7 separate regions of the Homo sapiens genome follow, and regions 1, 2, 3, 5, 6 and 7 are each linked to region 4. A link is a contact called in ENCODE Hi-C or POLR2A ChIA-PET data. All regions are on one chromosome and are shown on one strand. Each heading gives the region's core, a stretch centred on a gene start or an enhancer-like site at or near the end of the contact. The rest is flanking DNA. Distances are from core to core; before and after follow the strand shown. Region 1 holds the start of ATP11A (ATPase phospholipid transporting 11A). Region 2 holds the start of TUBGCP3 (tubulin gamma complex component 3). Region 3 holds the start of UPF3A (UPF3A regulator of nonsense mediated mRNA decay). Region 4 holds the start of LAMP1 (lysosomal associated membrane protein 1). Region 5 holds the start of CDC16 (cell division cycle 16). Region 6 holds the start of RASA3 (RAS p21 protein activator 3). Region 7 overlaps RASA3 (RAS p21 protein activator 3).

The links. Hi-C counts contacts between places; a loop is a spot of excess contacts on that map. ChIA-PET counts read pairs that join two places held with the same protein, here RNA polymerase II (POLR2A). Pooled maps may share reads with other maps.
Region 1: a map of CD4-positive, alpha-beta T cell shows a loop between it and region 4 (8-fold over the local background). The contact joins the promoter of ATP11A here to the promoter of LAMP1 in region 4. A Hi-C loop is called at or near these places in 3 of 168 maps with a recorded cell type or tissue (CD4-positive, alpha-beta T cell, CD4-positive, alpha-beta memory T cell and naive thymus-derived CD4-positive, alpha-beta T cell), 5 of 37 single-sample maps with no recorded cell type and 15 of 50 pooled maps. POLR2A ChIA-PET finds 5 or more read pairs at or near these places in 1 of 52 experiments (activated CD8-positive, alpha-beta memory T cell).
Region 2: a loop to region 4 is called in a map of CD14-positive monocyte, with 5 times the contacts of the local background. The contact joins the promoter of TUBGCP3 here to the promoter of LAMP1 in region 4. A Hi-C loop is called at or near these places in 2 of 168 maps with a recorded cell type or tissue (CD14-positive monocyte and CD8-positive, alpha-beta T cell), 7 of 37 single-sample maps with no recorded cell type and 16 of 50 pooled maps.
Region 3: a loop to region 4 is called in a pooled map, with 18 times the contacts of the local background. The contact joins the promoter of UPF3A here to the promoter of LAMP1 in region 4. A Hi-C loop is called at or near these places in 3 of 37 single-sample maps with no recorded cell type and 9 of 50 pooled maps.
Region 5: a pooled map shows a loop between it and region 4 (37-fold over the local background). The contact joins the promoter of CDC16 here to the promoter of LAMP1 in region 4. A Hi-C loop is called at or near these places in 3 of 37 single-sample maps with no recorded cell type and 9 of 50 pooled maps.
Region 6: a map with no recorded cell type shows a loop between it and region 4 (6-fold over the local background). The contact joins the promoter of RASA3 here to the promoter of LAMP1 in region 4. A Hi-C loop is called at or near these places in 3 of 37 single-sample maps with no recorded cell type and 10 of 50 pooled maps.
Region 7: a pooled map shows a loop between it and region 4 (7-fold over the local background). The contact joins the enhancer-like site here to the promoter of LAMP1 in region 4. A Hi-C loop is called at or near these places in 4 of 37 single-sample maps with no recorded cell type and 5 of 50 pooled maps.

Annotation. Positions count from the first base shown.
Region 1 is chr13:112,688,788-112,691,866 of GRCh38, forward strand. It overlaps ATP11A (ATPase phospholipid transporting 11A), which reads left to right and starts at 1,251. Exons shown (of 30, transcript NM_015205.3): 1 at 1,251-1,668. The coding sequence starts at 1,630. LOC102725228 (a long non-coding RNA gene) reads right to left here and starts at 1,028. Exons shown (of 2, transcript NR_187633.1): 1 at 876-1,028; 2 at 1-82. RefSeq lists enhancers at 88-605, 2,904-3,079 and silencers at 854-1,783, 1,804-2,043.
Region 2 is chr13:112,586,490-112,589,405 of GRCh38, forward strand. It overlaps TUBGCP3 (tubulin gamma complex component 3), which reads right to left and starts at 1,664. Exons shown (of 22, transcript NM_006322.6): 1 at 1,416-1,664. The coding sequence starts at 1,491. LOC124903251 (a long non-coding RNA gene) reads left to right here and starts at 1,697. Exons shown (of 2, transcript XR_007063945.1): 1 at 1,697-2,916. RefSeq lists silencers at 1,135-1,254, 1,285-1,344, 1,375-1,594 and an enhancer at 1,660-2,479.
Region 3 is chr13:114,280,177-114,283,072 of GRCh38, forward strand. UPF3A (UPF3A regulator of nonsense mediated mRNA decay) reads left to right here and starts at 1,425. Exons shown (of 10, transcript NM_023011.4): 1 at 1,425-1,670; 2 at 1,845-1,951; 3 at 2,661-2,767. The coding sequence starts at 1,464. It overlaps LOC105370384 (a long non-coding RNA gene), which reads right to left and starts at 893. Exons shown (of 4, transcript XR_007063887.1): 1 at 1-893. RefSeq lists enhancers at 653-952, 1,406-2,093 and silencers at 1,173-1,442, 1,673-1,852, 2,233-2,442.
Region 4 is chr13:113,295,907-113,298,858 of GRCh38, forward strand. It overlaps LAMP1 (lysosomal associated membrane protein 1), which reads left to right and starts at 1,333. Exons shown (of 9, transcript NM_005561.4): 1 at 1,333-1,589. The coding sequence starts at 1,529. RefSeq lists a silencer at 1,464-1,743 and an enhancer at 1,974-2,153.
Region 5 is chr13:114,233,268-114,236,152 of GRCh38, forward strand. It overlaps CDC16 (cell division cycle 16), which reads left to right and starts at 1,630. Exons shown (of 18, transcript NM_001078645.3): 1 at 1,630-1,865. The coding sequence starts at 1,818. RefSeq lists an enhancer at 1,429-1,478 and a silencer at 1,589-1,948.
Region 6 is chr13:114,131,362-114,134,210 of GRCh38, forward strand. RASA3 (RAS p21 protein activator 3) reads right to left here and starts at 1,262. Exons shown (of 24, transcript NM_007368.4): 1 at 1,074-1,262. The coding sequence starts at 1,128. RefSeq lists enhancers at 1-187, 358-985 and silencers at 778-1,437, 1,468-1,567.
Region 7 is chr13:114,067,677-114,070,486 of GRCh38, forward strand. The region is part of intron 2 of RASA3 (RAS p21 protein activator 3); the gene reads right to left. Among named protein-coding and RNA genes, the nearest start is that of RASA3-IT1, 41 kb to the right of the region's middle. RefSeq lists enhancers at 1-32, 133-222, 303-482. Within about 2 kb of position 1,520, at least 17 of the 41 ENCODE cell types and tissues checked have a DNase peak (open chromatin) inside an H3K27ac peak, as active enhancers do.

The sequences.
Region 1 (3,079 bases), core at 1-2,500, 610 kb before region 4:
CAGCAGGTTGTCCCTGTGGGTGAAGATCCACTGAGGGGGACCGCCAGCTTCCTGAGCACAGGGCAGGCCAGAGCAGGACAGGCTGGGATGGAAAATGAAGAATCAGTGCTTTAGCCGACAACAAATGGGAGCCGTTTACTGTTTAGTCACTATGATTAGTGTTCACTAGTACTCATTTCTCTTCGTCTAAAAAGTGGCCAACACCATCTCTTTTCCACAAGCACTCGGGAGAACATTCATATTCAATTGCCTTCCTAAGACCCAGACGGGGCAGCGCTCTCCACAGGCCACCAAAAGGTGTTGCCTGTTTGGTTTCATCAGTGATTATCTGTGGCAGCAAGACAGGAAGTTGGAAATCAAGTACCTCAATTAAGTCAAGGCTGACCGTGGAATTAGAGAACAAGTGTTTGTTACCCCGGCCAGGTCACCCTAGGGAAAACAGGCATTCTCCGGGATTGAAATGGTGGTGTTTGTGTGGTAAATAGTTCTCAGTCCAGTTCAAAGCCAGCAGCATTAAGGACACGCCACCGCCACCGGGAGCTGGAGACCAGGCGAAGCTGAGCTCCTCTGTGGTTCACCAACCCCTCAGGCCGCCTAAGTGTCTTCTGCTGTCGCAGCTTTGGGGACAGAGGGGTTTCGGAAACAGGGGCCTCTTGTCTGCACCCTCCCCTCCCACTGACAGGCTGGCAGCCCAGGGCAGCCACCTGAGGAGCGTCCCTGTGTCTCTCCATCTGCAGAGCAGGAAAAGCCTGCGGGTCGGTGGCGCCACGCTGGGGCGAGACCCAGCTTCGGCTCAGGAGATCTCCCACCCAGCCGGACTCCCGCTCTCTGCCCGCGGCCCCCTCCCACACTCCCACCTCGCCCCGCGATCTCACTGCCCCATCGAGGCTTCCGGGCGGAGGAGAAAAGTTTTCCGGCAGGAACCCGGGAAGGAAGCCCTGGGACCCTGGCTGAAACTCCGGGTTTCCCCAGTGCCGAGTCCCTTCCCCGCCGCGCCCAGCGCCTGCGCCCCGGGAGGCGGAAGCAACAGGGGGGTTCCTCCCCGCGGCCTCTGACCTCTGCCCTCTGCCCTCTGCCCCCAGGGTCTGGGGCCCGGGCGGAGGCGCGAGGGGGCAGGGCCGGCGCGCGGGTGCGAGCGCGGGTGTGGGCGCGGGGCCGGCGGGGGCTGCGGCCGCGGGGCGCATGCTCACTTGCGCCGGTGACGTGCGCGCCCGGAGCAGGGGCAGGAGCCAGCGGGGCCCGGAGGCTCCAGAGGGCGGCGGGCAGGGGAGGAGGAGACTCGGGAGGAGCAGAGCGCAGGCTCCGCCGCGGCCGGGGTGCTCCAGCCGAGCCCAACCGAGCGGGCGGACCGACGGGGAGAGAGAAGGCGCCAGAGCGCGCGCGCGCGGCCCCGAGCAGCAGCCTTGCCGCCAGTGGAGCAGCTGCCGACGCGCGGGGCCGCGGACCCAGCATTCGCCGGCCGGGCCGGGCATGAGCGCGGAGGGGCCGCGGCCGCCCCCTGCACCGCCCGGCGCGCCGAGGCCGTGACCGGAGCGGGGGGCGCGGCCGCACTAGTACCCCGGAGCCCATGGGCGCGCCGAGCCGGGCGCGGGGGCGCTGAACGGCGGAGCGGGAGCGGCCGGAGGAGCCATGGACTGCAGCCTCGTGCGGACGCTCGTGCACAGATACGTGAGTGCTCCCGGCGCGGGCTGGGGGACCCGGGGACCAGACAGACGCGGGCCGGCCCCGCAGCCCGGACCCTGTGGCCGGTCCAGCCCCGGGGTCCCGGGAGGTCTCCGATGTCTGGGACTCGGACCGCCCCCGGGGACGAGCGGGATGCTGGGGAGGGGCCTCGGAGTTGACACCCTGGGGCTTCCGACGGGGTCTAGGTGGGCACAGCGCGGGGCCCCAGCCCCGGGCGGCCACCTGCTCCCTGGCCGCGGCCGCCTGGCGCCCCCTTCCCGCCCGCAGCGCCCTGGGGGTCCCTCGGAGAGGCTGGCTGGGGTTCGAGCTGTCCCGGCGGACCGGGCGCCCGGAGGGAGCCAACTTCGACCCCGCCGGGGCCCGGGTCTGGGGAGGAACCTTCAGATGCGGCTTCCGCGCAGCCGTGTCTGTAAGATTAAGGGATTGGGAGGAAGCGTTACACTTCTGCAGAAAAAGGTAGCAATTGTGTTTGTTCTTTAACACCCCTGGGGGATTCAGAAGCGGAGTTTGGAATCTTTTTATTTTTTACCTTAAAGTAACCAATTAGATCAGAAGTCCGGGGTCTTCTTGGGTTCCTCTGGAATTTGCCCCTTCAGTGATAAGCAAGTGAAGAGCTCAGGAGGGAAGACTCGGAAGGGGAAAAGTTGATTTTGTTTTACACCAGAGGAGGGGAAACCGGAATCCCTGGCGTTAGGTGTAAAAAGGGGTGTGTGGCCGGGCGCGGTGGCTCACGCCTGTAATCCCAGCACTTTTGGAGGCCGAGGCGGGCGGATCACGAGGTCAGGAGTTTGAGACCAGCCGGACCGACATGGTGAAACCCCGTCTCTGCTAAAAAATACGAAAATTAGCCGGGCGTGGTGGTAGGCGCCTGGGATCCCAGCTACTCAGGAGGCTGAGGCAGGAGAATCGCTTGAACCCGGGAGGCGGTGGTTGCAATGAGCCGAGATCGAGCCACTGCACTCCAACCTGGGTGACAGAGCGAGACTCTGTATCAAAAAAAAAAAAAAAAAAGGGTGTGTGTGTGTGTGTGTGTGTGTAGGAGAGGAAGAAAACTGTCCCAAGCACAGCGTTTCCTGCCACTGTCTTGCACAAGAGGCTTCATTGTTCCATAGAGGCTGGCGGTCACTGGTCAATCACAGGTTCGAGAAGTCGCATGCACCGGGTTTGATACTAGAGAGGGCAGTATTATGGGAACTTTGTTCTTTCCCGGCATAGGAATTACCTCAGGCAGCCTTTCATATTTATGAGCCTTCTTTAAATAGGAGACCTTGGCCAAAGATAGATAGGTTTCTTTTCAGTGGGGGATGCCAGATCAATGCTTTCCCCCGGATTTATTTATTAACCAAAAACCTCGGAGAGTCAAGGAGACTTGAGTGCACCTTACATCGTTTCCTGA
Region 2 (2,916 bases), core at 414-2,913, 710 kb before region 4:
CAAAAACAAACGATGGCAGGCCATGCTCATACCTCAAGACCTTTCCACTGGTTCTCTCTACTCAGAACCTTCCCCAGATGTTCAAATGGCCCTCCCTTACTCCATTCAGGTCTCTTTAAATATCTCAGAGGCTTTCCCTCACCTGCCTCTTCCCTCTCTATTCCTTTACCCTACTTTTTCGCCACAGTACTTATTGCTAATTAACATGGCTGGTTTATCATCTGTCTCTTCCAGTAGAGTGTCTGTCAGATCTGTGGGAGGAATGACTTGTGCATCTGCATCACCAGCACTTAGCACAGTTCCCGGGGGGAACTTTGAGGACGGGGTTGTCCTCAAAGATTTCTTAGATAAATAAAGTGATAGAATCAAACTTTACAAGATGCAGCAAGAACTGTGTGAAGTCACTCATTTAATAGCGACACAAAATTATTCATGATTGCCCCAAGATTATCATAGAACATCCAATGAATTATGTACAGTAATTGTCATGAAGCATGAAAGGTCAAAATGCATTCTCAGTACTTTAAATGTAACTTTGAAGTCTTCCTTCAAAAATTGAGTAACTTCTTTTCCACATTTTGGTGCTTAAGATGTAACTCAGTTGCTTCCATTACTCAGAAAATTCCCTCATGGTGCATCCTCACTCTCTGCCCCACCAACCTGGCCAAAACAAGGAGCAAGAAATGGCATCCTGTACCATTTCTTTCAAAGTACCTCGACTACAAAATGGTTTTACCTACCGTATAGGATTAGTTTTGCTTATTAGTAACAATATTCGCCATGTGAACTTTCCCAGAATAGTTTTATATCAAATCCAACCTTCAACCCTTTAAACAGTAGGAAAACACGGCAGTTACAGTCGTTAACACCCTCTTCCCATAATACTCAAGCCTGTTAAACTTTCCTAACGAAAAGGGACGATGATGTGACACTCCAGCACCCCGCATCCACCTCCGCGGCGCAGCCGCTCTCTCCACCCCACAGGATGAACCCAAAGGCGCGCAGAGGCGCCCTCCCACGGCGCGTGACACCAGAGAAGGGGGATAAATTGGCGAGCTGGCATTCCTCCCGTCCTCACTGACGGACCCGCGAGCGGAGTGAGCGGTGACTCAGCCCGCTCCGGCTCGGCTCCGCCCTCCCGCCTCCCGCCCCGGCGTTCTCGCCCCGGCCTTGGCCTCTCCACTCCCTCCGCCCCGGTCCTGGCCCCCAGCCCTCCGCTGTCCTCCCCGGCTCCCTGACCCTCGAACCCCAGCCCTCCGCTCCCTCGTCCGGGCCCCACGTCCTCGGCCCGTCCCCCAGCCCTCTGCCCGGCCCTGCATCCTCGTTCCTCCAGCCCCGGAACGTATTAGGGCTGCACGCGCAGGGAGCAGCCCCCGGGACGGGTCTGCGGGCTTCGCGTCGCCCGGCCACTCTACCTTCGCTCCTGCCCAGGATCCTGCAGCACAGGTTCTGCAGCAGAACGTTCGGCGACTTCTGGTCCGGGGTCGCCATCCTCGCCCGGAGCCGTGCACGGTGGTCCGGGCAGAGCCGCCACTGCCGCCGCACGCGCAGGGACCGCGGCCCGCGCCCTTCCTGCGCCCCGCAAGCTCCCTGCTCCTGACAGGCTAAGGCGCGGGCGCCGCCGGCCACCAGGGCGCCATTTTAACGGAACCCGCCGAAAGCGCGGGCGCTTCCCACAATGCCCCGCTTCTTCCCTGCGCCGCGGCCGCGCGTGCGGCTGCCTAAGCGTTCCCGGCCCTGTCTGGTGCATTCCCCCTGCTGCTGCCCGGTCGGCCGAGAAAGTTCCGGGCGACAGGTGGCCCGAGGCCCTCGAGCTGCGCGGACAGAGCGGCCCCGGAGTCGCGAGCGTGACGGGCTTGCTTGGAGGGCACTTGGTGGCCGGTAGCACCATAAAGGCCATAATTTGGTGTGTGGGTGTGGGGGTGTGTGTGTTAACGGCATTGGTTTGATTCACACTTCTGATGAAAGAAGCCTGTTTAAAAAAGAAAAGAAAAAAGAAGCCTGTTTAAAGGGTGCAGGGTGTTACGATTGTTAACGTGCAGTGGGCAGTTCACCTGCTACGCTATCCAACAGGCGCCCTGCTCAGGCCCGACCTCGCACTGCCGCGCGGGCCGGTCCCCCCCGGCCCGGGTAACTGGGACGTCCTGGGAAAATAAATTAATCACGTACGGAGTGAGAGAACAGGAAACCTGCCGAGAAAAAGATCGATAAGCAGACAATTACACCAAGCCAACTTCAGTGCAATCGTTAAAGCTTACACATGGGTGCACGCTTGGGAGCCGTGAGCTACCATGTTAAAAGGCCAACTTCCTAAGGAAAAATGATGGAAAGAGATCCCGAGATCCTATGAAATGGAAGAGGGAGGACAACCCAGCTATCCCAACATCCCAGCTGAGGCCAGCCACACACGTGACTGTCTGCAAAGCCCGTCGGGCCTGGGTCCAGCTCAGGTTGCAGAATTGTTGGCAAGTAAAACGTTTGTTGTCGTTCTGACTCAAAAACATGGAGACAAAGCAGACTTGTAGGGTATTACAGTCAACAACTAGACCCTACAGCTAAAGGACTGTCTCCTTGCATGATGCAACAACCATCACAGCTCTGCAAGAGCAACCAAACCACCAAGGATGCGATCACCCCTCACTGCCTTCGATACGCATTCTGTGGAAACGCTTCTAAACTTGCATCACACTCAACACGATCAGTTAGTAACTGGCTTCTCATGAAGTTATTCTCTCAGCCGCATACTACAATGTCCAGATGTCATCTAAATCCTGCCACCCTCTCCCCCACCTTCAGCTGAAACGCTGCATGACTGCATCATCTTACCTGACCAGCTCTCTCCTAGGACAGACATGCAAGAACCCCCCTCACTAACGCTGATGTTATTTGGTTTACAGATGGCTCTTACTTAAAGAT
Region 3 (2,896 bases), core at 175-2,674, 980 kb after region 4:
TAAAGAAATCCCCTTGGTGCAAGATTGCTACAATAAGAATCTATTATAGATGGCAGATGTGAAGTTCACAGTCCTTTTTATTATCCTAACCTAGTAACATGACTAGAGGTAAAATTAAATATTGAGTTAGATGATTGTTTAATATTTTAAAACCAGAGGGAAGACATACAAATAGATTGAGAGCAGTTTCTTTCTAAAGATAATCAGAATATATCTCCTATATTTTAAACACTGCAGGAACAGTCAAAATTTTAAAATAAATGGTTTCCACATTTTTTTATCCCCATCTCTCCCCCTGACTATATAGTAAAATATTTTATTTGGCAACCACGTTTTCCTACTTTTAATCACACATCATCAGAGCTTTTCATCAGCCTAACTAGTCTTCCTACTCACTGAGTTGTGACGAAAGCCTGGTCTAGGCACTTTTACCACGGCCATGTTTTTGTTAAGATCCCTGCAGACTGTGAACTATGAAAACCAGCCCCTGGCCCCGCTTGTGGGTGCTGCAGAGCCGCGTGTGAACTGCTCCTAGGAAACCGCGTCTCTGGGCAGGGTGGCTCTCGGGCCGTGGATCCGCCTAAAAGCTTTTCTGCCAGTGACGCCCTTGGTCTCTGGATGTGTTCACGCCTCAGTGATTTTACTCTCTGGTTTCTTGTGTGTGCTTGAGATTCTTGAGAGAAAGCGTGCTGCAGATGAAAAATGCAGCCTACATGAAAAAGAGAAGGGGAAAGCCATTTTAAAATAACTTCCATGTAAGTTACTGTAATCAAAGTGCTGCTGCCTGTGTGTTCATAAAAAAATATGTGCAAGGGCCCGGAGCGGTGGCTCATGCCTGTAATCCCAGCACTTTGGGAGGCCGAGGTGGGCGGATCACTTGAGGTCAGGAGTTACCGAGACCATCCTGGCCAACAAGGTGAAACCCCGTCTCTACTTTAAAAAAACAAAAAAATTAGCCAGGGGTGGTGGCGCGTGCCTGTAGGTCCCAGCCACTCAGGAGGCTGAGGCAGAGGCTGCAGTGAGCCGAGATCGCGCCACTGCACTCCGGTCTGGGCGACAGAGCGAGACTGTCTCCAAAAAAATTAAGAATTCAAATGTGAACCCGGCTTTCATGGCGCCCCGGCCACGGAGAGCCTGGGGGAGTGGGATAAAAACGGTGCTGGGATGGGAGGGCGGCTTGTCCGCGAACTCCTCCCACCACGCCCGGACCAAAGCCGCCGGCGCCCCGCTTCCGGGGCCGCCCTAAACCGCGGCCGCCGCTCCCTGAGGGGCCGCCTGACCCGGCGGAAAGCCAGGCTGTGTGGCCGGAGGTCACCACCCCGACCCCGACTAGTCCCGCAGCGCCTGACCCCTTCGTGGGCGGCCCCGACCGCCGCGGCTCGAGGAGGGGCGGGGCTGGGGCGGCCGAGCTCTCGCGAGGTTTCGTCGGGGGCTGGCGGCTGCGGCTCGGCGGAGAGTGCGGCATGCGCTCGGAAAAGGAGGGGGCCGGAGGCCTTCGGGCGGCCGTTGCCGCGCGGGGCCCGAGCGGGAGGGAGAAGCTGTCGGCCCTAGAAGTGCAGTTCCACCGCGACTCGCAGCAGCAGGAGGCTGAGACGCCGCCAACTTCGTCCTCCGGTTGCGGGGGCGGTGCGGGCAAACCTCGCGAGGAGAAGAGGACGGCCCTGAGCAAGGTGGGGACGGGGGCGGGGCGCGCAAACCTCGCGAGGAGAGGACGGCCCTGAGTGGAGGGAGGGGAGGGAGGGGAGGGAGGGGCGGGGGCCGGGCCTCCCAGCGCGGTACGCGGTGCCTTTTGAGCTCCTTGTCCACGCTCCGCCCCGGTGGGAACGGCCGCGCGCTCCCCGCAGGTGGTCATCCGCCGCCTGCCTCCGGGCCTCACCAAGGAGCAGCTGGAGGAGCAGCTGCGCCCGCTGCCAGCACACGACTACTTCGAGTTCTTCGCCGCCGACCTGAGGTGAGGCCCGCCCCGAGGGGAGGAAGAGAGGGCGGAACCCAGAGCTCGGCGGCGGTGGCCGTCTCGTTGCCTTACGTTCCTTACCCTGATTTCTCCTATATGGGAGTCGTGTGAGCTTTTTGAATAAATACATTTCAGTAAAACGTGTCCGTTCCGTCAAAGAAAAATACCACCAACAAAGAAACACAGATGTGGTTTACATGAAAAATGCGGATGATTTTCAGACGGCTAACGCTTAGGAAAGCGGGTGCCTTTGAAAGGACCAGCGTTGCCCGCCCGGCGCCTCCCGGGCTTCCCTGCTCGTCCGCGGACGGGGCGCTGCGGGGCCGGGGGGCGCCGGCTCTTCCTGTGGCCTCCACGCTGGTGCCGCAGCCAGTGCGGTTTTAAATACCGGAGAAGGTCCCCAAGTCAGGAGAGTCTCTCGGCGCCACGGGTTCCTCTGGGAGTGCGCCCTGGCCTTGCCTTAGGGTTTCAGCCTCGGAGGACCGGTTCTGGGCAGTGGAGAAGGGACCTGAGTTCTGCCTTGTAAAGTTAACGTTTTGCGTTTGTTTTTGCTAAAGAATATCCAAGTTGTTACAATTAACTGAGATGATTTGGCACAAAAGTTTTATCTAAAGTAGTTTGTTGTGCCCAGAAAAGGAAAAAGAGGCTAAATTAATGGACTATTGTATTTTTCACTGACCATTTTCACTGTTATCTCTTATTTCAGTCTTTATCCTCATCTCTACTCAAGAGCATACATTAATTTTAGGAATCCTGATGACATCCTTCTTTTTAGAGATCGTTTTGATGGATATATCTTCCTTGACAGCAAAGGTTGGATTATTGGTTTTTAAAAATCTATTATAATCTGTAGGTATACTAATGAAGTATTGCTAGAATATTCGTGCTTTTTAAATTATTATTATTTTTTGAGACAGGGTCTTGCTCTGTTGCCCAGGCTGG
Region 4 (2,952 bases), core at 83-2,582:
GCACAAGTGACAGCAAGGTGGGGTCTATCAAAATGCCAGTGTTGAATTGGTCAAATCCCGCCCTTTTTAAGGTCACAGTCCTCTGGTGAGGACTGATAGTGAGTGCCTGGTCCTGTCTTTATCTGGCTGAGTGCTGTCTCTATTAACTAGGTGCACATCCAGTCCCCGTTGCTATGATGCCTTTTGAAATGTAAGATTAAATCTTTTTCTAAGATGTAGGTACTTATGCGACGGGTGCTTTATACAAAGCAGTAGCGTAGGGGCCTTAATTAAATAGTATTTTAACAAAAGGCCATAAATCCTATATGATGACAAGCCAAAAAACAGAGCATCTTCAGACTTCTAAAATGCAGGAGCCAGGCGCCGTGGCTCAGGGCTGTAATCTCAGCACTTTGGGAGGCCGAGGCGGGTGGATTGCTTGAGGTCAGGAGTTCGAGACCAGCCTGGCCAACTGGTGAAACCCCGTCTCTACTCAACATACAAAATCAGCCGGGCGTGGTGGCGCACGCCTGTAATCCCAGCTACTTGGGAGGCTGAGGCAAGAGAATCGCTTGAACCCGGGAGGCGGAGGTTACAGCGAGCCGAGATCGCGCCACTGCACTCCAGCCTGGGCGACAGAGCGAGACTCCGTCTCAAAAAAAAAAACAAAGTGCTCGACAGGAACTTTCTGTAAGCCAAAGAGTATCGCCATCGCACCTTCACCTTCACCTTGGGCAGCCTGGTGCCGTCTTCCCTCAGCCCGCGATTAACGAGCGGAAGGCCGCACTGACCCATTTCAGATCCCTTATTTCCTTCCTAAAACCACTCAAGAGTTTGGGCACAGTGGCCTCCCTGTGTGAGGAACTTGCTTCCCACTCACCAAAAGACAAACCCTTCGCCCATCCCTGGCCGCGCACCCGGCCGGTCACCCGCGCTGCCACCCACACCACCCTCCTGTCCATAAAGAGCCCGCGTTTGGGACGCCTCGCAGGCTGAAGGGAGGCCTGGGCGTCCGCGATCCGTCTGCCCTTTCTCCCCTCGCGGGCTTCCTCTTTCCTCACTTTCTCCCGCCACTACTCTTCCTCTTCCTTTTCCGCGAACCCAGCCCACTTCCCGTTTCAGGACCTCGGCTCGGCCCCAGTCCCCCGGACCAGGCCGGGTCACGTGGGTCCAGGGTCACGTGCCGCTGCGGGTCACGTGCCGCTGCGGGTCACGTGTCGGCCTGCATCACGCGTGAGGGGGCGCGCGGTGCTGGAAGCTGCCGCACCTGCGGGGAGCCGAGCCGCCGGCGCTCGACGCGCGCGCTCTCGCGAGACCCGCGGGATCACGTGACGCCCGGGCGCGGCGCAGCTCACGTGACAAGCGCTGCCGGCCGCGGTGTCTTCTTCGTGCCGGCGTCGCAGTGGCCGGGCCTCTTGCGTCTGGTAACGCCGCTGTCTCTAACGCCAGCCCTTGGCGCCCGCGCCCCGCCACCGCAGCGCCCGGCAGTCCGCGGCCCAACCGCCGCCCGCGCCCCCGCTCCCCGCACCGTACCCGGCCGCCTCGCGCCATGGCGGCCCCCGGCAGCGCCCGGCGACCCCTGCTGCTGCTACTGCTGTTGCTGCTGCTCGGTGAGGGGGTCGAGGCGGGGCCTGGGAGCGGCGGGACCGGGCGGAGCCGAGGTCCCTGGGTCTTGAGGGCGGGGGACTGCCGGGTCGTTGTCCCGCGGGTCGCCCCGCACCCACTGCTCCTGGTCCCGGCCGGCTCTGCCCGCGGGCGGGTGTTTCTCTCGGGGTCGTAGGGTCGGAGCGGAGCTCAATGGCAGGTGCTTGGGGGACCAGGAGGTCTCATCCCAGGACCTGGCTCCTCTAAGGTCTGTCTCACTGAACTCAGTTTTTCTGTGGTGGTGAGTGCGAAAGGGAACTTCCGATGGCTTGCTCGGCGGTCTGGTGCTTTCAGGTCGTTAAGTTTCCTGGCAAGTTGAGGCGGTGAGATCTAGACGAGGCTGCGCCGCCGAAGGTGGCAGGGACGTCTGTGGTCTCAGCTCCCGGGTGGGTGACCTAGATCAAGCTCTTCCCAACATGGATTTCACCCAGGACAGGGAGAAGCCGGTGCGAGCATTCCCCACCTTTGTACTTGAACCTTTCTCCTCTTTCAGCGGTGTGGAGGAGATGCGAGTGTATTTATGTTATTGTGAATTCACATGTATGTTAAAATAATTTTTAAAGTTATCTTTGGGATTTCACAAGATTCCGTAGTAGACAAGATGAGGGAAAGCTGGCCTCAGACTCACGGTGGCAATGTTCATGTCTAGTAAGTAGTTTAAAGAGCGCCGTTCCTGTAGGCCGAAATGCGGGACCAGGGAACACGTGGGGAAGCACCCTTCTCTTCTGTCAGTTTATAGAGCTCAGATGGGCAGTAGGTGCTCAATATTGTATTGACTAGTGAATTTCGTTCTCATTTATTGTCTTAATAAGAGGATGTGTGCTGTCTCTTTAAGACAGTCCGGATTGCCCCCCGCCAACACTATTCTTTCACCTCCTCCCCCCGCCGCCCTCCCCCGTAATATGAGAAGATTATCTTAAATGCCAGGATCTGAAAGGTGATGTAGAATCAAGCTGGGGGAGTGTGTGTGAGTTAAGTAGATATAGAAATACACTCCTGTACACATCTGCCTTGACTTCTTTAAATCCCTCAGTCCCATCCAGCTGTAAAACTCTGTTACTGTGAGTGAATGGATCTTGGCTTCCCTTTTTTGTTTTGCCTGTTGTGTAAAATGAATTCTTTGAACTGCCTGAATAGCCACAGAGATGAACTTATTCCAATAGTAAGCCTGAAGCCTTGCTCAGCTCCTGCGACAGGGTCAGGTGTAGTTAATGAAAGGAGTTGCAGAAACAAGTTTTGTCATGTCACAGCAACTGCATTGTTCTTTGTTACAGATGCTCACAAGCCTCATAACTTTGATGTTTTGTTTCATGTTTTAAAAACTCACTT
Region 5 (2,885 bases), core at 380-2,879, 940 kb after region 4:
TCAGAAATATGATTACATATAGTGTGTATTTGAGCACAGAGCCTGAGAATGGCCACCTGGACAAATGGGGTCAGCCTTTCCAAGTGGAGCTCAGGTCTCTCTTACCAGGCGGAGACAGAAGCTCCAGCAGGATCACCACAGTTCTCATATGAGACCAGGGGCACACGCCGCAGCGGTTCCATTGGTTAGGGATCTCTGTATTTGAAGGAAGATTGCGTTATAACTCCATGAGGAGGGGTAGTGATCTGAGGGGGTCTTATCTCCGGTGCCATTTGGTCTTTATTGTTTACAGGGAAAAAGGCAGAAGTTACAGCTGGGTGTGGCATGACCTAGGCCGCGTAGCCACATTCCCCTCAAGGCTCAGGTAATTCAAAGTTCCAACAGCTTCAAGTTTAAATTATTTTAAGTTTGAATGATTTAATTTCACAAAAGGTAATATATGCACATTGACTGAAATTCAAAAGCACAAAAAGATATCCAAGGAAGTACCTCTCCCACTTCTACCATCTCTCATCTTCCAGCACTCCTTCCAGAGGCCTTGCGCTATGCCGGTTTTCTCATTTTTCCTTCCTGGGACAGTTTAGGGATTTTTCTACCTATCATTAAATTCGTATTTTACTCAAATGCAGGCATACGATAAACACGATCCTATACTTGCTTTTTCCCACATACTATATCTTGAAGATCGTTCAATGTCCATGCAAAGCTGACTGTTCTTTTGAACAGCCAGCGAGTATTCCATTACGTGAGCGTATCATGACCTATTTACTCAGTTCCATACTTCATGGGTGTTTAAATTGTCTGCAATCTTTTGCTATTACAAACGAAACCACAGGTCATTTTGCACACATGCAAAAATGCAAATCCATGGTATATTTCCCAAAATAAAAATCATTAGGTTTAACAGCACGAACACCTTTAAATTTGGAAGATATTCCAATTCGTTCATCCTAGAGAGTATACCAATACCACTCACAAAACTTGAGGGTGCCTGCTTCCCGACATTCCTGCTAGCAGTGTCATCAACCTTTGTGATCTTTGTTAACATATGAAAAGTGGTACTCTAATTTTAATTTTTATTATGAATTAAGTTGGACTTTCTTTCGTATGTTAAAGTCTATTTGCATTTCTTTCCCTGTGAACTGTTTTTTGCCTGTCTTTCTCCTGAGCCATTGGTCTCTTCCCACTGACTTATTACATATATGTAAAGGGAATATTGGCTCTACATTATAAGGAAATTCGAATTTTGTGATAGGTTTCAAATTTTTCCCTAGGTTGTCTTTGACTTCATTTGCTGTTTGTGCACACAATTTTTTTTTTTTGTAATGAGAGTGCGTTGCTCTTATTTTTAAAATGTTGACTACATTCTGGGGAAAGAAGGCTCAGCAGCCACCTGCTTTTTTGCCCGGGTGGGTGGTCCGGCCCCGAGCCCTCCTGACTCTCTCGCCAATGCCCAGAGGCGCCGCAGCGATTCCAGGGAGGCCGCGCTCTCGCCCCAAGGCAACCAGAAGCCCACGTGCCAGGAGAGGCATCGGAACCAACAACTCGGGTCCGTTTTCCCGCGCCAGATGGGATTCGTTTGCTGTGGACTTCCGGGGCGGGGCCTGCCTGGAGCGGAAGAGCCTGGGCAGTGCACGGGGCCTGGGTGGGGGGTGCGGGTGTGGGTGGGGACCTGCGGCCTTCGAGTCCGCGGCCTTCGAGTCCTGGGGCGGCGGCGGCGGCTGCAGGCACGGGCACGGGCACGGGGCGGGGTGCTTAGGGTGCAGGAGGCGCGCGCCTAGCGGCGGAGTGTGGCGTGAGGCCGGGCCCGCGCCGCCATGAACCTAGAGCGGCTGCGGAAGCGCGTCCGGCAGTACCTCGACCAGGTGGGCGGCCCCGACTCGGGGTGCGGGGCCCAGGCCTCGCCGGGTCTTTTTCCGCGCGGCGTGGGGCTGGGGTGACTGTTGTCGGGGCTCTTGGTGGGGAAGGACTGGGCCGGCCCTGGGCCTTCATCTGGGGCCAGCAGCGCTGTCTCCGCCTCGCCCAGAAGGGAGCGGTCCCTGCAGCTGGGAGGGGCACAGCCCGGGGAGTGGAGGCCCCCGAGCGCACGGGGCGCCTCAGTCGGGTCTGAGCCTCGTTCTGCACCTGGCGCGGAGGAGGTGCCCAGGAAACACTGACTACTCAGTGCAAGTTGAAGGACAATTTTTGGAGGAAAGTTGCAGGGCTAGCTAATAAAACATTTTTGAGAGGTTTAGTTGTAATTTTTACTGGGCTGAATTTAAGTGAATAAAGATGTGAAGAAGCCTGTTGTCTCAAATCAATACTTTAAAAATTCTCGTTAACTATGTCTGTGTTCTCTGCACTACCTTTGAATAGCAGAGAGCGTTTAAGGCAAGAAGTGTCTTCGAGAATCAGCAGCATCAGTTTTATCTATATTGTTGTTTATTTTTTGTTGAAATGCTTGCTCTTTCAGGAAATTGGAAAGAAAGGGAAAGAAAAGCCATGGTAATGCAGAGTTTTCGGAATTGGGTGCTAACTGACGTGGCCAAATGTTTGCAGTCCATTTGGAGGGCTGTGTTTTTATTTACCATGAGTCAGTTGAATTCAGTGTTTTCTGATCACTTTTTCTTCGGTACGGAGACGTAGTGAGGAATATGACAGGCCCGGTTTCCAGCCAGAGACACCGGTATTGAGCATATTTATAACTATCCCGTTGGCATTCCTCCTGCCTCGGGCTAGCAGCAGTGGTCCTGGCTTGTCTCCAGGGGAACTGAGGCAGAGACTGTAGAAGACTGAGGACTGAGGAGCAGAACAGGGTCTAAAGCTAGCCGTAGGTCACTGTGGGTGGCCCTCATTGTCGGCTCCTTCATTTTTGTTAGACTTGGAGGAGGTGAGTTCTTCCCCAT
Region 6 (2,849 bases), core at 12-2,511, 840 kb after region 4:
CGCGCTGTGGTCCAGCACACTCATGGCATGAATATGGAACAGTCACTCCAGGAAACGGTCTTGCTCTGGGGGAGGGGGAGGACTTCCACATCACTCTCCCAAGATAAAACAACCAGGGAAAAGCAGATCCCTCCAGATAAACCAGAAGTCCAGACACAGCCTCCTCTCCGGAAACGCCTCCGGGAGCCCACTTCAGAAGCTGCTGAAGCCCAGAGAAAAACCGCAGCCTCGCAGGCCCTGGTCGCCACCAGCTCGCCCGCCACTTCTCAGTGGAAAGGGACGTGGTGCCGATGGGTCCGGGGTCTCCCCGCCCCGCGGGAGCCCTCAGCCAGAACGCCCCACCAGCACACACGCACACATGCACACACACAAACGCGCGCACACACACGCGCCCACACACAAATACACACGCGCGCACACATGCATCCACACACAAATACGCACCCACACATGCACCCACAAACGCACGCGCACACACACCGCCCACACATGGACACACAAACACAAGCACACACAAACACGCGCGCACGCAGGCACAGACGCGCGCGCACAGCAGCAGCAGCGCGCCGGGGCCTCACGCCCCTGGGGAGAAGCGTGAAGGAGCCTCCACATTCCCCGGAAAGGAAGTTTCTGGGCGCAGCGGAGAAAGGGAGATGCCGAGACCCCGACGTCAGTGGATTTGACACCTGAAGTGCAGGCGCCCAGACAGCCTCAGGCGCGCGCACTCCTGCAAACACGCGGGGCACACGCTCGGGCGCACACGCGGACAGACGTCCCTCGGCGCAGGGACCCCACCTCCTCCGCCGCTACCAGGGACCGGGGCCGCTCCGGGCGCAGAGGAGGCGCAGGGAGCCGCGTTACCCCGGAGCCGACTCGACCCAGCCCGAGGCCCGGGGAGGCGGGGAGGTGGGGAGGGGCCGCGGAGCCGGACCAGCCGTTCTCCGGGGAGCGCGCCGCGCCTGGAGGGCGTCTCCGCCGGGGTCCCCAGCAAGGATCTGCGGAGGGGAGGCGGGCGCGGGAGAGGACAGGGTCGGGCCGGGGGGTCGGACGCGTGGCTGCCGGCGGACACTCACCGATCTTGATCTTCACGCTCTGGAAGACCCGGAGCCCCTCGTCCTCCACCGCCATGCTGCGCGTCCGCGCCCGCCGAGCCTCGCCCCAAGCGCGCGCCGAGCCCGGGCAGCTCAGGCCGAGCAGGAGGAGCGGCGGCGCCGGAGCCCCGAGCGCGGCCGAGGGTCCGCCCGCCTGCAAGACCGCCAGTTGGCCGAGGGCGAGGGCGGGGACCGGGAGGCTCCGCCCGCGGCCCGGCCCCTGCTCCCAACTGGCCCGGGCCCTGCAGGGGCGGGGTTGGCAGGGACGGCGCTGGCGGGTGGCGGAGACCCGGGGGGCGCAGGGATCGGCTTCCCCCGAGGCCTCGGCCCCCGCCCCCGCCCCGCGGATTGGCCGCTGAGCGGAAGGGACCCCAGCGGGCTGCCTGGCGGAAGAGACGAAGGAAGGTCGCCGGCGCGGCCCGGGCCCGCTGAGCGAGGCTGAGCGATTGACTCGCGGACGAACTTTGCCAAGAGAAGTTCACGTACAACGATCTGGCAGGGGAGGAATCCCGCGCCCAGCCCCAGCTCCTGAGATGCGATCCGAAGGCACCTGCTGCAGACGCACGAGGGGGGCGGGGACACATACACGCACACACAGCCCCCCACCCCAGACCTCCGGCATGGGCAGGTCCCCCCCCCAAGTCCCCCTGCAGACCCCAGCATGGGCAGGTCTCCCCCCCCCCAGTCCCCCTGCAGACCCCGGCATGGGCAGGTCTCCCCCCCCCAGTCCCCCTGCAGACCCCGGCATGGGCAGGTCTCCCCCCCCAGTCCCCCTGCAGACCCCGGCATGGGCAGGTCCCCCCCAGTCCCCCTGCAGACCCCGGCATGGGCAGGTCCCCCCCCAGTCCCCCTGCAGACCCCGGCACGGGCAGGTCCCCCCCCAGTCCCCCTGCAGACCCCGGCACCGGCAGGTCTCCCCCACCCAGTCCCCCTGCAGACCCCAGCATGAGCAGGTCCCCCCCCAGTCCCCCTGCAGACCCCAGCATGAGCAGGTCCCCCCCCCAAGTCCCCCTGCAGACCCCAGCATGGGCAGGTCCCCCCCCAGTCCCCTGCAGACCCCGGCATGGGCAGGTCCCCCCCCAGTCCCCCTGCAGACCCCGGCATGGGCAGGTCCCCCCCCCAAGTCCCCCTGCAGACCCCGGCATGGGCAGGTCCCCCCCCAGTTCCCCTGCAGACCCCGGCATGGGCAGGTCCCCCCCCAGTCCCCCTGCAGACCCCGGCATGAGCAGGTCCCCCCCCAGTCCCCCTGCAGACCCCGGCATGAGCAGGTCCCCCCCCCAAGTCCCCCTGCAGACCCCGGCATGGGCAGGTCCCCCCCCAAGTCCCCTTGCAGACCCCAGCATGGGCAGGTCCCCCCCCAAGTCCCCCTGCAGACCCCGGCATGGGCAGGTCCCCCCCCAGTCCCCCTGCAGACCCCAGCATGGGCAGGTACCACCCTTACCTCCCTTTCTTCTGTCTCGAGGTCTCCTCCTCCCTGACCTCCTCTCTGAGGAGTATGTTTGTGTGTGTGTATGAACTGTAGGTGTGTATATGAACTGAGACTACACTCCCTCCTCTATGTTGCAAAACTTCATTGCACCCAGTGCCACACACACACCCTACACATATATACACACATACATATACCACACATACACTACATATACATATACATACACATAGACACCACACACAGACACCACACACATACTACACACGTGTACACACATACATATACACACATATACACACACCCTACATACACACACCACATATACA
Region 7 (2,810 bases), core at 270-2,769, 770 kb after region 4:
AGAAAGAAACCTCCCTGTCTTTAACAAACACCCACTGCGTGCACACAGGACGGGACGGGCTTCCACCCAGAAGAGCTCAGAGCCTGCCCCTCAGGGCTGCCAAGTGAGGGTCCCTGGTGATGTCTGATGTCCTCGTCTGCCTGGGAAGACCCAGCTCTCCTCGCTCAGCTCTAGAAGATCTATCTGTTCCTTGACTTGTAACTTCTAATTGTACATAAAACACACAAACAAAAGAACAAGAACTCCCCCATAATTCCACTTCTCAGAAATCACATCACATTGACGTTTTTGTCTGCGTATCCAGATCATTTTGGGGGTGCTCATGATTTTTTAAACAAAAGAACTTTTCCTACAGACACAGCTTTGTAACCTAACGCATAACCAGCTTTCGGAGCAGGAGTTCAGGCCGTGGCACCTCTGGGTGGAGGGGGCACAGAAACCAGCCACGCCTGCAGTTTCTTCCTGTTGTGGCCACGGCCCCTTCTCCCCGAGATGGGCATGCAAATGAACCCTGCAAAGGACGCAGGAGCAACTCCACAGAAAGGGGGGGCCAGGGCTCCGCGTGGGGCAGAGGGCTTTGCCCAGCCTCAACCCCAGTGGCAGGGGGTAGGGTCAGACCCAGAACCCTGAGGCAGAGCCTCCCTGAGCCAGGACTGTCTGCGTGGATGAGGGTTTGGGGAGAGGTCAGCCACGTGGGCGCAGAGGAAGCAGGCAGGGACAGACACCATTCCACGTCCTTACGTGGATGGAAGGAAATGAGGACACGACACTTACTGAATATTCTTGCAAATGACTGGACTAACCCAGCAAGGAGAGATTTAGGTTCTGTTGTGTGTGACGCCAGCTGTTCCTTTCTGCTGGACAAGACGGTGATTTCCACTGCAGCGCAGCCTTGGGGAGCGGGGTCATCTCCTTGTTTTAGGGTCGTGGGTGCCGGCCCAGGGGAGGTCCAGGGCGGGAAGCTGGTTCCCAAGCCCCAGCCCTGCCAACCCAATTTCAGGGAGCCTTTTAGTTTAAGTAAATAAGGAAACAAATAGTGGCTGCCCTTTAAATGATTAAAAATGATTGCTCTAAAAGGTATGGATTGTGAACACAGTTCACTCTCAACCTCAGAAAATTATTTTTCTAGTAGGACAGAAACTGCCAAAATCACTTCCTTGGAGAAGGGCCAAGGCCAGAGAGAAAGGGCTTGTTCTCTGAAATGTGTCCACTTCGATGCGTTCTGAAGTTAAACCTGTGACAGACACTGCCCTTCAACCTCCACCTTGAAAAATACAGAAAAAAGGGAAGACAGAGGACGCTCTCCCCAGACGTCGGCTCAGCACTCGATAAAGAGGCCCCACAGACTCCAGGGCCTCGGACGCGCGGCCCAGGGGCCCGGGCCACACGCAGGGAGGAGGCGTGGGGGACACAGGCCTGAGGTGGAGCTGGGTCGGTGACCTCCTTAGTGGGAAAGAGGGAAGAAGAGAAGCTGAGTTCCGCCTTTCCTTCCTCACACATTCCATTTGCAGCTTCCTGCTAAGTCAGACGGCGATATTGGGCAACAGCAAATCAAACTTGACCCAAGTGCTTCTCCCCAGGGAATGTGAGAAGGGGCTCCTGCCCGGCTGCAGACCCAGCGGCCAGAGAGCACCCTGGGGCCCTTCTGAGCTCAGAGATGCAGACGTGGGCTTTTTTCTTTCCACAGCGACTTTGCCAAATGAACCATCAGACCTTAAAGGTGACACTGACCTTGGAGGAAGCACACGGGGGGCTGGGAGACTCAGGGACCGGGAGACTTGGGGGGCTGGGAGACTCGGGGGCCGGGAGACTCGGGGGACCAGGAGACTCAGGGGGCCAGGAGACACAGGGGCCAGGAGACTCAGGGGTCGGGAGACTCGGGGGTTGGGAGACTTGGGGGTCGGGAGACTGGGGGGTGGGAGACTGGGGGAATGGGAGATTCGGGGACCGGGAGACTCGGGGAGCCGGGAGACTCGGGGAGCCGGGAAACTGAGGGGGCCGGGAAACTGGGGGGCCAGGAGACTCGGGGGGCCAGGAGACTTGGGGGGCTGGGAGGCTCGGGGGCTGGGAGACTTGGGGGGCTGGGAGACTCGGGGGCCGGGAGACTTGGGGGGCCGGGAGACTCGGGGGCTGAGAGACTCAGGGGACCACTTGGGGGGCCAGGAGACTCGGGGGCCGGGAGACTTGGGGGGCCAGGAGACTCAGGGGCCGGGAGACTCAGGGGTCAGGAGACTGGGGGGTGGGAGACTGGGGGGGTGGGAGACTCGGGGACTGGGAGACTCAGGGAGCCGGGAGACTTGGGGGAACCGGGAAACTGGGGGGCCGGGAGACTCGGGGGCCGGGAGACTGGGGGGTGGGAGACTGGGGGGTGGGAGACTTGGGGACTGGGAGACTCGGGGAGCCGGGAGACTTGGGGGGACCGGGAAACTGGGGGGCCAGGAGACTCGGGGGCTGGGAGACTCAGGCGGCCGGGAGACTCGGGGGTTGGGAGACTCGGGGGGCCGGGAGACTTGGGGGCTGGGAGACTGGGGGGTGGGAGACTCGGGGGATGGGAGACTCGGGGACCAGGAGACTTGGGGGACCGGCCCCAAAGTGGGTGCCACCATGGAGCAAGGAGGGGGCGGTGGCCAGGACTAAACTCCCCAGCATGTGGGGCAGCCCTGCCTGACACCTGCCTCTCAGGTGGATGTCGACCAATGACTAATACAGGACTCTGTTAATGCATGTGCACCGATGGAGGGCTTCCGACCACAGATGTAGCGTGGATTCCAGCTGCAAGTTTATGAGAGAGCCAGCTTTTGGGTTCAAGT